Regions from separate parts of the Mus musculus genome. Here region 1 is linked to region 2. The links are chromatin contacts, found by Hi-C or POLR2A ChIA-PET in ENCODE. All regions are on one chromosome and are shown on one strand. Each heading gives the region's core, a stretch centred on a gene start or an enhancer-like site at or near the end of the contact. The rest is flanking DNA. Distances are from core to core; before and after follow the strand shown. Region 1 holds the start of Clk4 (CDC like kinase 4). Region 2 holds the start of Platr20 (pluripotency associated transcript 20).

The links. Hi-C counts contacts between places; a loop is a spot of excess contacts on that map. ChIA-PET counts read pairs that join two places held with the same protein, here RNA polymerase II (POLR2A).
Region 1: POLR2A ChIA-PET joins it to region 2 with 34 read pairs in embryonic stem cell. The contact joins the promoter of Clk4 here to the promoter of Platr20 in region 2. A Hi-C loop is called at or near these places in 2 of 37 maps with a recorded cell type or tissue (both left cerebral cortex). POLR2A ChIA-PET finds 5 or more read pairs at or near these places in 4 of 5 experiments (Patski and embryonic stem cell).

Annotation. Positions count from the first base shown.
Region 1 is chr11:51,260,901-51,266,933 of GRCm38, forward strand. Clk4 (CDC like kinase 4) reads left to right here and starts at 2,214. Exons shown (of 13, transcript NM_007714.6): 1 at 2,214-2,369. BC049762 (cDNA sequence BC049762) reads right to left here and starts at 2,104. Exons shown (of 3, transcript NM_001382322.1): 1 at 1,733-2,104. The coding sequence starts at 1,757.
Region 2 is chr11:51,218,763-51,225,359 of GRCm38, forward strand. Platr20 (pluripotency associated transcript 20) reads right to left here and starts at 1,656. Exons shown (of 5, transcript NR_110444.1): 1 at 1,606-1,656; 2 at 696-791. Gm12569 (predicted gene 12569) reads left to right here and starts at 1,809. Exons shown (of 6, transcript NM_001378502.1): 1 at 1,809-1,880.

The DNA of each region.
Region 1 (6,033 bases), core at 964-3,463, 43 kb after region 2:
TTAACGTAGAAACAGTGACTAGTAATGTGTGATGGCAGTTCCATTCTAATGGGTGGGTGGGTGGGGGTTATCTAAGGATCCACTATTAGAAGGAATTCTATCTTCTCTATAAACTTTTGGGCATGACCTAGTCAAAGTTTTGGTAAATGGTTTCTCTCTTGCAGTTACCAGAACCAATATCCTGACGAATCCTGAAGGCTGACCAAGTGCCTGTGGCTAGTATTTCCAGAGGGTACATGCATCTGTGATCTGGCCCTGGATCTGAGACCCGTTCATTGATAGGTCAGACCTAATAGCTCACACCAGTGATGCCAGCAATTCGGAAGCTGTAACAGGAGGATTTCTACAAGTTCCAGGCAAGCTTAGACTAAATAATAAGTTCCAGATTGTCCCTGTGTATACAAAGACGATCACAAAGGAAGAGGGGAAAAAAGAAGAAAGAATAGTGGGGAAGGAGAGAAGAGAGACCCATATAAGTAATTAAAGGAGCAGTGCAGGGCACTTCCTGTATTCCCTGAATGGTATGAATTCAGATGCTTCCTGCCCACTCCATATGCTCTGCAGAGTGCACTGGGAATTGGGATGCTTTCAACATTGTTTGACTGAATCTTTGTTACTCCTGTGCTGTTTGACTTTCTCTTCAGAAGTGTTAGGAACCCTGGAGGAAACTGGGATATTGTCCATCTTGGGCAGTATGGGATGCCTGAGAGATCCATTGTGACTCATTCATGGTGTGGCCTTTAATCAACTTTGCTAAATGTGAAGGGATTCATTGTTTCATAATGGGAGCTTCAGAGACAAATCACCATGAAACGAGCCTTTTCAAGACAGACCCTTTTGGTCTTGCCAAAAGATGGACTCAGAATACTTTTCTCTAACTGATTAAGAAAAAAGTAAGTTGTTTTTTACTTTGTTGCATGAATGGAGGCAGTAAGTATGACAATGAAACCGTAAGCTAGCAAAGTTTGAATGGTATTTTCAGGAGTTAAATTTGTCATTAAAGCAAGGAGCTAAGAATCACCTCTTAGAGTTGTCTAGATTACTAAGACTGTCTATAAAGTGATTGGCATAGAGTATTTAATTAATCTGGTTATGACAGCTCATATTTATGCTTCAAGCTCTTGGAGGAAGGAGATAAGAGATAGGACGACCAGAAGAAGTTCAACCCTACTGGGTTAGACAGTAATTATGGTGTTGGATTCTCAGCAGTTTTGTTTTTTGAGTTTTGATCTCATGTAGCTCAGACTGGCCTTGAACTTGCTATATGGCCCAGGATGACCTAGAATTCCTGATCCTCCTGTTTCTAAATCCTAAATGCTGGGATTACAGGCCTGCACCACAAAAGCCCAGTTCTCTGAAATTAAAAAAGGATATATATTAAGAATTTGTTATGTCGCCAGGCAGTGATAGTGCACGCCTTTAATCCCAGCACTTGGGAGGCAAGAGGCAGGTGAGTTTCTGAGTTCAAGGCCAGCCTGGTCTACCGAGTGAGTTCCAGGACAGCCAGGATTACACAGAGAAACCCTGTCTCGAAAAAAAAACCAAAAAGTCTGACCACAAATGCCCGTTTGTTGAGTAACTGTAGTAGAAAATCATGAGGCTGCCATGGTTGTAACCGGAAGAATACTGTCAGAAGTCTTAGGACAAACCTCCCCATTCCTTTCGATTTGCTGGCTGAGAAGGCGAGGAGGAAGAGAGAGAGGAAGGCAAAGAGAAAGAGAAGGGTAAGCACCTGCTACGCTTGTTTTTAGAGGCATATTCAGGTAAACTTCTCCAAATCCAGTTTAGAGCGGAAGCGCCAGGTGACAGCCATATCCTGGTCACTGAGCTGCCCTAGCTGGGAGCATTCGGGGACTCTGCGCTCTGGTGGCTCTACCTGGAGCTGAGGTTGAGGGGCGACTGGTAGATGGAGTGCGATGAGCTTCCCACTTTAAGCTGATGGGAAAAGGTCAGAGGTTGGCCCTACCCAGCGTGGCCACGCCCAGCAAAACTCTTCGAGAGCCCGACGCGCGCCGCAGACTTAAGGCGGGCTTCCAGGTTCACCTAAGAACAGAAAGAACCTCAGCCTGACAAGCGGACAGAACCTCGTCCTACCCGCGCCTCCAGCGCTGCGCAGCCGCAGTGTGGCTGATCAAGCCCCGCCGTCCCTGACGTCACAGACCCCTCGTCCCCTTGCACGATCTGTGGGCGGGCACGAGGCTTCGTGACGCATGCGCGCTGGCTCGGCGTAGGTGGCGCTGGAGCCACCTGAGGAGGTTGTAGGGTGACGGCGCGGACGCCATTTTGTCGGTGTCTGTCGCAGCGGCTGGAGAGGAACGACGGCGGTTTGGCGACATTTCTCGGCCAAAAGGCCGCTTGCTTTTGCGGAGGTGAGGTGGGCAGTGTCGCGCGGAGCCAGGTGTCTGAGGAGAGAGTGGGCTTTGGGCGTCAGCACCGGGAGGATGCGTCCGCGGGGCTGGCGGGGTGCCTCTCGGCCGGCGGCGACAACACCCGAGCTGCCGCGGTTTCGCCGCTCGAGTCAAGGCCCGCAGGCCCCGGGTTCGCCCGACGGTGCGGTCCGGCAGCTTGGGCCTCGCTCACCTCTTGTCAAGGCCTCGGCCGTCCATCGCAGGAACCAGCGGGGAGACCCTTGGCGGGACGCATCCCCGGTACTAGTGCCGTCCAGAGTCGAAGTCACCCCGACCCCCTACTCACCCCTGTCTGTGGCCTCGGCCGTTTGCATAACCGGAGCCTTTTCCAAAGTCCGCTATTCGCTCTGTTGTTCAGCTCTAAGGGCCCTGGCCAGCTGCCCGGAAGAGGTAGGGCAGGCGCTGCGGCGAGCCAGGCAGCGGCTGGAGTTCACCTCCAGCTTCGAGGATCACACTTGGGAAGGAAGGTTCGTCCTTCATGCCAGGCGGTCACCCCACCCCAAGCCCCCCCTAGATCTGGGTCGCCCCGATTGCCCAGGCATTATGTAGGCCAGGCAGGACTCGAACTCAGGAGATTCTCCTGCCTCTGCCTCCTGAGTGATGGGATTAGAGAGCTGAGTGATGGAATTAGAGAGCGAACATTGCATTTACATTGTGACAGCTCTGTTGCTCAAGTAGCCAACCCTCTAAACCAGTGGACCGATTGTCACCTGGTCTAATGTTAAAGCTGCAGATATTTGGCCTAATTTTGAACACGCACCCGAGGGCCTCTTGTACCCCCACTTAAATGGGAGACTGAAACTTCTAAAACGTGGTGGAGAATAATATTTCTAGTATGAGCGTATACATATGGGTTCCATTGTATCTTTTATTGAAAGGATACAGAGGATTGTAGCATGATTTTTAAGTGTTAGAGATAGTGTAATATTTTGAGGTAGCTTTTCTTTCCTGTGTATGAAAGCTCTCATGAGCTCAGAAATCTTTTACTTTGCCTCCTAAGTAAATATTTCTTTGTTGGTTGTTTGAAACAAGGTCTCGCTGTGCAGACCAGGCTGTCCTTGAAGTCTCTCAGAACTCCACCTGCCTCTGCCTCTAGGGTGGCACGTGTCACCACACCTGCCTAAAAACAAAGTATTTCCGAACTCGGCCAGAGATCAGAGGAGGGATGGGGAATGTTAGTCGGGGCCTATTGGGACAAGGACCCACTGATAGGTGGGTTTGCATATTAGTCACTTGAGAAGTTGAGATTTGTCCTGTGAGAGGTAAACTGGCTGTAGCGATGTGAAGTGGAGGGGGAGGGGGTAACTTGAAGCAAGCAACCAAGACTTGTGAAACCCTAATGGCCAGTCACAAGGATGAGTCATCAGAAGCTGTACACTGGGCTGCTGTGTTTTGAGAGTGCTTAGCCTGTAGCCCGGTGGCTTGGGATTCAGAATTTAATTCCCTCCCCTCACCCCCTCTAAAGAGAAAAAAAAAAAGCCTTAATCAAACTAAAACCTTAAATACAATTTTGATAATAGGAGGAATATGTCAGCAGAACTCCAGTGGAAATAGGAAGATGAGTGTTTCTCTAAAGCTTGAGTTTGGGCTTTTGTCTCCAGCAAGTTTGCAGTGTTGTCTGTTTTACTTCACCATATTAAAATGACTATATCGAAAGGAATGCTTGGCTTACTAACTTTTTTTTTAACCAAGGTACCTATCAAGAATTTAGGATTTGTGTGTGTGTGTGTGTGTGTGTGTGTGTGTGTGGTTTAATCCATGCTTTCTCATTTTTGACTGAGCAAGAGAAGCCACATTATCAGGAAGATGCCTGGCAGGCACAGAATTAGAAGAACGAATATGGTTTACTGAATATTTGGACAGGGGGTATGTAGGTCGGTGGTAGAGTCTCGCCTAGCAATTAGAAACCTCCTCTCCCCTCATTACGTCCTCAGTAATCAGGAAATAATAATAGTATCACACCCTGATGTTGTGATGCACACCCTTTCTGAGGAACACTTTGGAAGAGAACTGAAACTGCTTTCTTTGCAAGCCCGGTGTTTAATAGATTTGTTGGCTTATTTTTCAGCCATTTAGGCAAGCTCAAGGTGATCAACTAAATTGGTTTTGTTCCATTTGGGCCTTATTCAGCTTCTTTTTTCTTTTTTCCCTCCCAAACCATTAAACTCTGCTTAGCAGAGTTCAAAATTAAAGATTTAGCTATGGAACTGGAGACACTGCTCTTGTAATGGACCTTTAGGCTTTAGGGCATCCTATGCCCTCTTGTGGTATCCAGGGGCAACTGCACTCGTGTAGATCTTCCCCACCCTGCCCCACCCTACCCCATTCCCATTAAAAATAAATTTAATCTTTTTTTAAAAATTGACGTAGGGGAACAAAGTGGTTAAATGGGTAATGCTGCACACCTTTGATCTCTGAGACCCACATGATGAAAGGAGAGAATTAACACTGGTGTCCAACAGTCACAGATCTGTAAAAGGATAAATGTTAGATACTGAGCCTGGGAGAGATCCACAGGAGCTTGGAGATGAAGTTTGGGAATTGTTACCATTATCTGATGTCACTGGCCATGTCTCAGTTTAAGGATCGGACTAATTCTGGCATTTAGAGAAAGGAACTCTACAGAGTTTGAGGGGGGGGGAAATCTCATTAATGAAAGGCTCTTTACCTTTAAATCAATTACTTGCTTGCTTCTCTCACTTATGATTATTTGTATTAAACTTTGCCAGACTGAAGGATGTTTATGACACTGTTGGGATAGGCTATCGCTAACTATAGTTGTAGATGTTATTCTTATATTCAGATCTGGCCAGGAGATGGTGGTGCACACCTTTGATTTCCATCACTCTAGAGGCAGAGGAAGGTGGATCTTTGAGTTTGAGGCCAGCCTAGTTTACAGAGCTAGTGCCAGACCTATACCAAGAAACTTCCTGTCTCAAAGGAAAAAAAAAATCTGTGTGCATTCATGTCAGTCTTGATTTTTAACCAAATTGAGAGACCAGGAATGTAGCTCAGTTGGTAGAATTATTAACATTATAAGTGACCTAATTTTTAAAATCAGCATAAATAGAAGGAAACAAAAAATATTTTGTGTTAGGAGTGTACATATACATTCTGTCCCATGTGCAGGCCAGAGGTCAAAATGGGATATCTCCATGGGTCTCCACATTTTTCAGACAAGGACTTTCATTGAACCTGGAGCTTGCCAATTAAGCTAGACTGGGCTGGCCAGTGAATTTTAGGGATCCATATGCCCCGCCCCAGCCCTAGGTCTGGAGTTACAGGTCTGTGCTATGATGCCTGCCTTTTTATGTGGGTGTGAGTGATCTGAACTCAGGTCCTCATTGCTTGCATAGCAAGCACATTACTGAGTAATCTGTCCAGCCCTTGAGCAATTTTAATTGGCCCTTTTTAAAAAAATGTAAAAAATAGCCAGGTACATTGACAAATGCCCATTAATACCAGCACTTGGGTGGTAGAGGCAGGCAGATTTCTGAGTTTGAGGCCAGCCTTGTTTACAGAGTTGGTTCCAAGACAGTCAGGTCTAACTGAAAATCCTTTTCTCAAAAAACAAAAAATGAGTGTTTCTGAAGGCAAGCACTAAGTTGAGAATTTGTCCTTGTAC
Region 2 (6,597 bases), core at 406-2,905:
TGTAAAGGCATTTCCAAGATGGCCACCATCTCTAATAAATGTGCACTCTCAGAATCATTTCTCTCAGAATTTAAGGCAAAAGCATATGGAAATCCTGAGTGTGCATCAATTGTATGATGCATTAACATATGTATATACTGTAATTCTTCAAACTCTACAAACTGAAACATATAATCTATAGTATGGCATCATTAAACAGATCTATATTCTTAACTCGGCATAAGTCTCTTTATCTAGAAATTTAATAGGCTGCCATTAAATTTGACTAGCTAGCTGAATGTCTGGAACAGGGCTAGAGTTACAAGGTGGCTCTAGGCTTTGGTCTGGCTACCTCTGAAGATCATTTATTTCGAATCGGAATTTCCCAATCTCTTTCCTATTACCTCCATTCCAGCCTTTAATTTTTCAGTCTTTCCTTCTCTAAGTCTGCTTTATTTTCATCTCTCTTAAACAGGATATCTAAAATTGCCATCATTACTGAAAGTGTAATTATTTGTATGCTGATGATCGTATCAAAATTATATGGAATCCAGATGCCCTGTGTTGTTGTGTTTTCCATTTCTTAACACAGAATTTTTTTCTTTTTCAATCTCTAACTCTCTCCTTCCCAAAGAGATTTTATTTTATTAATTTTTAAATTATTTTTTTCTTTTCTTTCTTTAGCACTGAAGCATAATTCCAAATATTTTTTTTACCTGTTCAAGGGCTTCTGTCTGGGCTTAGATAGGTATCTTCCGCGTGTTGTCTCTGTTGAGCTGTTCGGCGGCTTGCACCTCCCACTGAGGGTAACCCTGTTCCAGACATTCAGCTCCCAGTCAAGCCCGCTGTTGGCCCCGCCCCAGCCCTTAAGCCCACAAGGAATAGTTGGACCCCCTGTTCAGCTCAGTCTAACAGTTTACTGGAAGAGCCGAGGCTTCTGGGCTTTGGAGTGCAGGGACCTGATCTGTTCGCTTTGCCAGTAGCTCACAGAGTGTGTAGGATGGGGTGCCTGCCTGTCCTGGGCCCACATGTGTAAGCCCCCGGGGCTGCTTGCTCAGACCTCTGTTAGCACCAAGACTCTCACTGGAGTAGTGTGGGCTGACTTCAGCCTTTCCACTGTTGAAGCTATGAGCAGAGACGAAGCCTGCCACGCAACATAGTCAGATTGTGCGTGTGGCTGTGCCTTGGGGATGGGGTGGGTGGTGGCTGTGGTGTGCTAAGTGTGGCTAAGTATGTGCATGCACCCCGAGTGGCCTGGCTCCCAGGTGTCTGTCTAAAGCTGCTCTGACCTTCTCTGCCCCGAGGCTCTGATAGTGGATCTGGTTTTTCTGCTCAGTGAGGGCTTCTTAAAGAAGCACTCGGCCTCTGGCGGTCTCCTGCTTCTTCCCTGCTCTTTGGCTAGGAAGCCGCCTTCACCCAGGACTTTCCCCAGGCTCTAAGCTTGGATTTTCTTCCGCACATTGAGCACCAAACGCAACTGTGGGTCTTTCTCTATGTCCACCTCAGTTCCCAAATAATGGCATAAAGGCTCATATTTACTTACAATACTTTTGGTCTTAGCTTAGGCTTGCTCCTAACTAGCTCGTAACTCCATTAGCCCATTTATACTAAGTTCTGCCTAGTTACCTCCTCGGTTACATACGTCCAACTTTCTCCGCATCACAGTAGCAAATCTCCCGCCCGTCTCTCTTTCCCAGAGTTCCCCTCTCTGTCCGGAAGTCCCACCTTACTATTCTTAGTCTGCCTTTTGCTATAGGCCATAGGCTTTTTATTTTAACCAATCGGAAGGTGCCTTAGGCAGGCAAGGAAGGACAGAGACACATCTTCACACAGTGTACAAAACAACACTCCAACAAGACAGGGTGGTGCATGCCTTTAATCCGGGCACTCCTGTGACAGAGGTAGGTGAATCTCTGTGAGTTGCCCGCCAACTTGGTCTACATAGCGAGATCTAGGACAGCCAGGATTATGAGGTGAGACCCTGTCTCATCCCATATCTTAAATAAGCCAGCCCCGCCACAAAACCTCTGACCTACAATGTGTCCTGCTTGCAAGATGTGCTGGGGTAATGGCGGTACTGAATTTGTGAGAGTAGAAAGCAATGTCTGATTTAACTTGAGGCTTACCTACTCCGTGAGCGGGCGGGCGCCCTTGCCTGACACTTCTTGGAAGGCCAGAAAATGGAAACTGAATAGTCCAGAGATCTAGAGTAGAACCAAACACGACTAGTCTTTTTTTAAAAAATGATTCCTAATGATATTTTACTGTGATTAGAGATTAGTGACTTGTCCCGTTGTCATCAGAGAGGCTTCCTCCAGCAGTACATGGGAGCAAATGCAGAGATCCACAGTTAAGACTTTATGTGGAGAGAGTCTAAACTGGAGTCCGCCGGAGCTCCGGAAATTCCATGTAAGAGGTGGCGGAAAGACCTTGGGAGTCAGAGGGGCTAAAGGACACCAGGAGAATATGACCCACCAAATCAACTAAGCAGGACACATATGGTTTACAGAAACTAAAGCAAGCACCGGACCTACAGAAATCTGTATCCGGTCCTCTGCATATATGTTGTGGCGGTTAGCTTGTTGTTCTTGTGGAACTCCTAACTGTGGGAGTGGGTGTGTCTTTGACACTTTGGACTGCACTTAGGACAATTTATTTTTCCCCTCTTAGGTTGCCTTGTCTAGACTCGGTTGAGGGCTTTTTCTTTGTCCTATGGTATTTTCTTTTTGTGTGTACAATTGGTTGTGGTCTCTTGGAAGCCTGCTCTTTTAAGAAGGGATGTTGAGGGGGAGTGGATCCAGAGGGGAGGGGAGTGGGGTAGATGGTAGGCATGGTGGGAAGAGAAATGTTGGTGGGATATAGTGTATGAGAGAAGAATCTATTTTTAATGAAAAGAAGAAGAACCCAACTCGCGGGATTAGTTCCGTCCAGATCCTCATTCTCTTTATAATCCTGCTACTTAATGCCTTCGGCCCTTGGCTTCCCTCTCTCCCTTCCTCCTGCTCTTCCCTCTCCTCCACTGCTCTCCTGAGTTCCCCCTCTCTCCGGGCTCCACTCTCTGGTTCTCATCTCCTCTCTGTTTTTCTCCTAGCCAGATCTAGTCTGCTGAACATGCTCGATCTGCTCTATTCTCTCTGCTCTGGGCTCTCACAGGTGCCCCTGGCTGTTTTCTCTCTCTCATATTTACAACAAGAAAAATCCCTGGTTGAGCATACCATGAGCAGTCATGTCTTCAGTTTATCCAGAAACCATGAGCACAGTTAACAGAAATTCTCTGATCACAGAAGAGAGAGTGGAGATGAGATTGAATGGCTCTCCTGGCACTAAAGGTTGCCGTTCTAGAAATGGAGCCTCCACAACAGAAGACTAGCAGAGAGATGAAAAGTCAGCCCCCTAACCACCTTTCTAGGTGACCATCTCACCCTACGCAGGTCCCCTCCCTTTCAATAGTTATGGTTTCCTTGGAAGATCAAGAACAAGGCATAAAGAATGGAGTCCTATCCACTCATTTAGTATTGCATTTTATTCTGATGTGAGGCAGACATGGGCACCACAGGACAAGGGGTATCCACAGTTCTTCAGAGAGGATAACTGAGATTCTATTATCTTTGCTGATGATCTGGATTGTCCTCTGAGGTTGAAACTTTCTAGGGAAGCTGGGGTCTCCTCGGTCAGAGGCATGAACTAGCTATGACACTTATCTTGGAGAACTCCTGTTGAAATGATCCTCCAGGATTGTCACTGGTGATGGGGACAATTGAAGTTTCCCAGTCCTGAAGCTGGTGCACATAGGTATTTGGAGGTACACTGAACCTGTCAAGAATTCTCAATTCTGAGGATTTAGGCCAAGCTGGAGGTGGGTGGAACCATCGCAGAGAGGACCTGAGAAAACCAAGAACGGATAAGCAACTCTTCCACAGTCTGGTTCTCTGCCTGTGAAATTCCATCTTCATTTCTGTTTTGAACACATCGAAGTCTACAGGGCTCCCAGTCAGGTCTGTCTAGAGACTAGCAAGCTCTTCCTGTGCGCGCAGGTAGAAGTGTGGAGAGTGGATGGTCTTGTCATTCTTGCCGCTGCTTAGGGAAGAAGAGTAGCTGTGCCTGTGGATGCCCCTCTCTAGGATAGAAGGTAAAAATATAAAAGAGCAAATCTGAAAAGTGTCTGTGCTGCCTGGAGTCCAGGATCCTGGGCACAGCCTCCCCATAAGGAGAAAACTAGGGGCCTCGCCTTGTTCTCTCATTGCATAGAGTGCTGTACAGATCCTTCAGGCTCAGCAGCAAGTGCAAACAGCTACTCTAGCTCTTCTGCAGGCCCTGTGATAGAGCTCCTGTGAAAGTGCTCTAGGCCTCCTTGTGATCTCCCACTCCTGCAGGGAGATTTCCCAGTGACTCCATCATCTGTCTGAAGGACCTGCAAGGGACAGAGAATTGTGATGAGAACAGTTGACTTTACAAATATGCTCACCTGACCATTTTCCAGAGACTCTTCTTCATACTACCCAGCCAGACTTTTCTGTATGAAAGTTTGGGAAATGAGTAACCCTTGTGGGCAAGCCCTGAATTTAGCATGTTCCTGAGTCCCTTTCAGCTATAAGACATGGTCACTCTGAGATACGTACAAGTGTTTTCTTTTATAAACTATGTCAGAGCTCAGGGAAGGTTTTCTAGGGTACACGGCCCACCCAGGAAGTTTTCCTATTTGAAGCTGTCTCAGTCCCATTCCTTCAGAGTCATGGCAGGAAATCGGGATTCCAGAAAGCTGAGATCTCCCTTGGGCCCAGAGTCTATGTAGGACCTAGGAAAGCAGTTCTGACTGGGGAGGAGAATATGGGACAAAATACTTTTCCCTCACAGGCAGACCTTAAGGAGTTGGTACCTGAGGAATTCTCTACTTCCTGGTCTCCGTTGTCCTCTGTCTAGGATGTCAGCCAAATGTCCAGTTTCTCTGTGGCTTTCTAAACAACAAAGCAAACTGTATTGACTACACTCATGTGATAGGATTCTCTTCAGTAATTAAATTAGACATTTGGTACAAACACAGTGTATGTCAGCACGTGAGAGGCAGGCTTAGGGCAGTAACTAGTTTGAACCAGCTTTAGTCAGAGAATGAGACCAGTCTCAGAAAATGACAACAGTAAAATGCCAAAGTATTAATAACTGATGGTGCGGACTCACTTCACTGAGAAAGTTGTGTTTGGAAGACAATTACTTAAGGGTTAGCCTAAGCTACATCCTGAGTTCTAGGCCAGACCTGGGCTAAGTAATGAAACCATGTCTAAAACTTAACAAACAAGCTGAGGGTTGTGTTCCCAGCTATGAGACAGACAAAGGGGTGTCAGCAGAAGTTCAAGGCCAGCATTGAGTCACTGTGAACCCTAGAACATTCTGACCTCTGAGAGATTACAGTTCATTAAAAGTAGAGAAGTGCTGTGTGGTACAAGAATTAAGGAGAGGCGGAAGTAAGGAATGGAAGGGAACTCGATGAAAAGCTGAGCAGGGCGGTGAATGCCCGTCCTCCCAGCACTTCTTCTGTGAGACGGAGCACAGGAAGTTCGAGGTCATCCTTGGAATCACAGTAACCCTGAGGTCAGCCTGGGCTGCTTCACACCCTGACTCGAAAGACATGAATAAATAAAAACCAGATATGTGCTCAGTGCCAGCTGACACAAACCCTTATTTCTAGCCTTAGAAGGAGCTCAACCAAGGCTAGCCTGGGCTGCAGACTGAGAATTGATGTCAAAAGGAGACACCAGCAAAAGAATGTACTTAGAGAATCCCTTGTCACTCAGAAAGTAAGGGGGAGGCACACACAGACCATATGTGAGGCCATTGGAGCACATGATGATTACAAAGCCAGAGTAACATGTACCTGAGACCCTTGTGTCTCACCTCTGGAGTTCCAGCGATCAGAAATTGGAGTCACAGGGATCCTTGGATATTTCTGACCAGCCAGGACTACCCATCATGCTCCAGACTGCCTTGACATAAAGAGCTAAGCCTGGACTCACAAGTCACCAACAAACGAAACAAGCAGCAAACAGATCAATAAGAACCAAGATGCCAGAGCTGAACATCAGGCTGGTTTCTCTTAGTATCACAGCTATGGGTCCTTACAAATTATCAGCTATATAATGGCTCAGTTTCCTTTGCTGTAAAATGCACATATAGAATCAGTACCTCCACCGATGTTGCATTTGAGGAGACAGGGAGGTCATATTATTGGAGAAGGGAGAATCCTGTGACAGATACACTTCAGTGCCCCTGGGAGTTCTTCAGCACCCAGAAGTGTGCCTCGGGCCTGAGGCCTAAGCACTATGGGAGCAGAGTTGTAAGAATCACACTGGAAGGTGGAGGCCAGACTGGTTCACAAAATAAATCCCAGCCGAACCTGGGTTTCTTGTAAGATATTTTCAGAAACAATGAAAATCCAGCCATCCTCACAAAAAGACACAAGAATAGGCTTTTCCAACTCACTGGCGTGTTCTCTCCCGGGCTTCTTTTTTTTTCTCCTGGGCTTCTTAACATTCCACAGCGTGAGGGAATTTAGCAGTCACTGTGTCCTGACGGGTCCAGCAGAGCCTGGAGTATGGAGAGGAGAGGTGCCTTCACTTCTTTGGC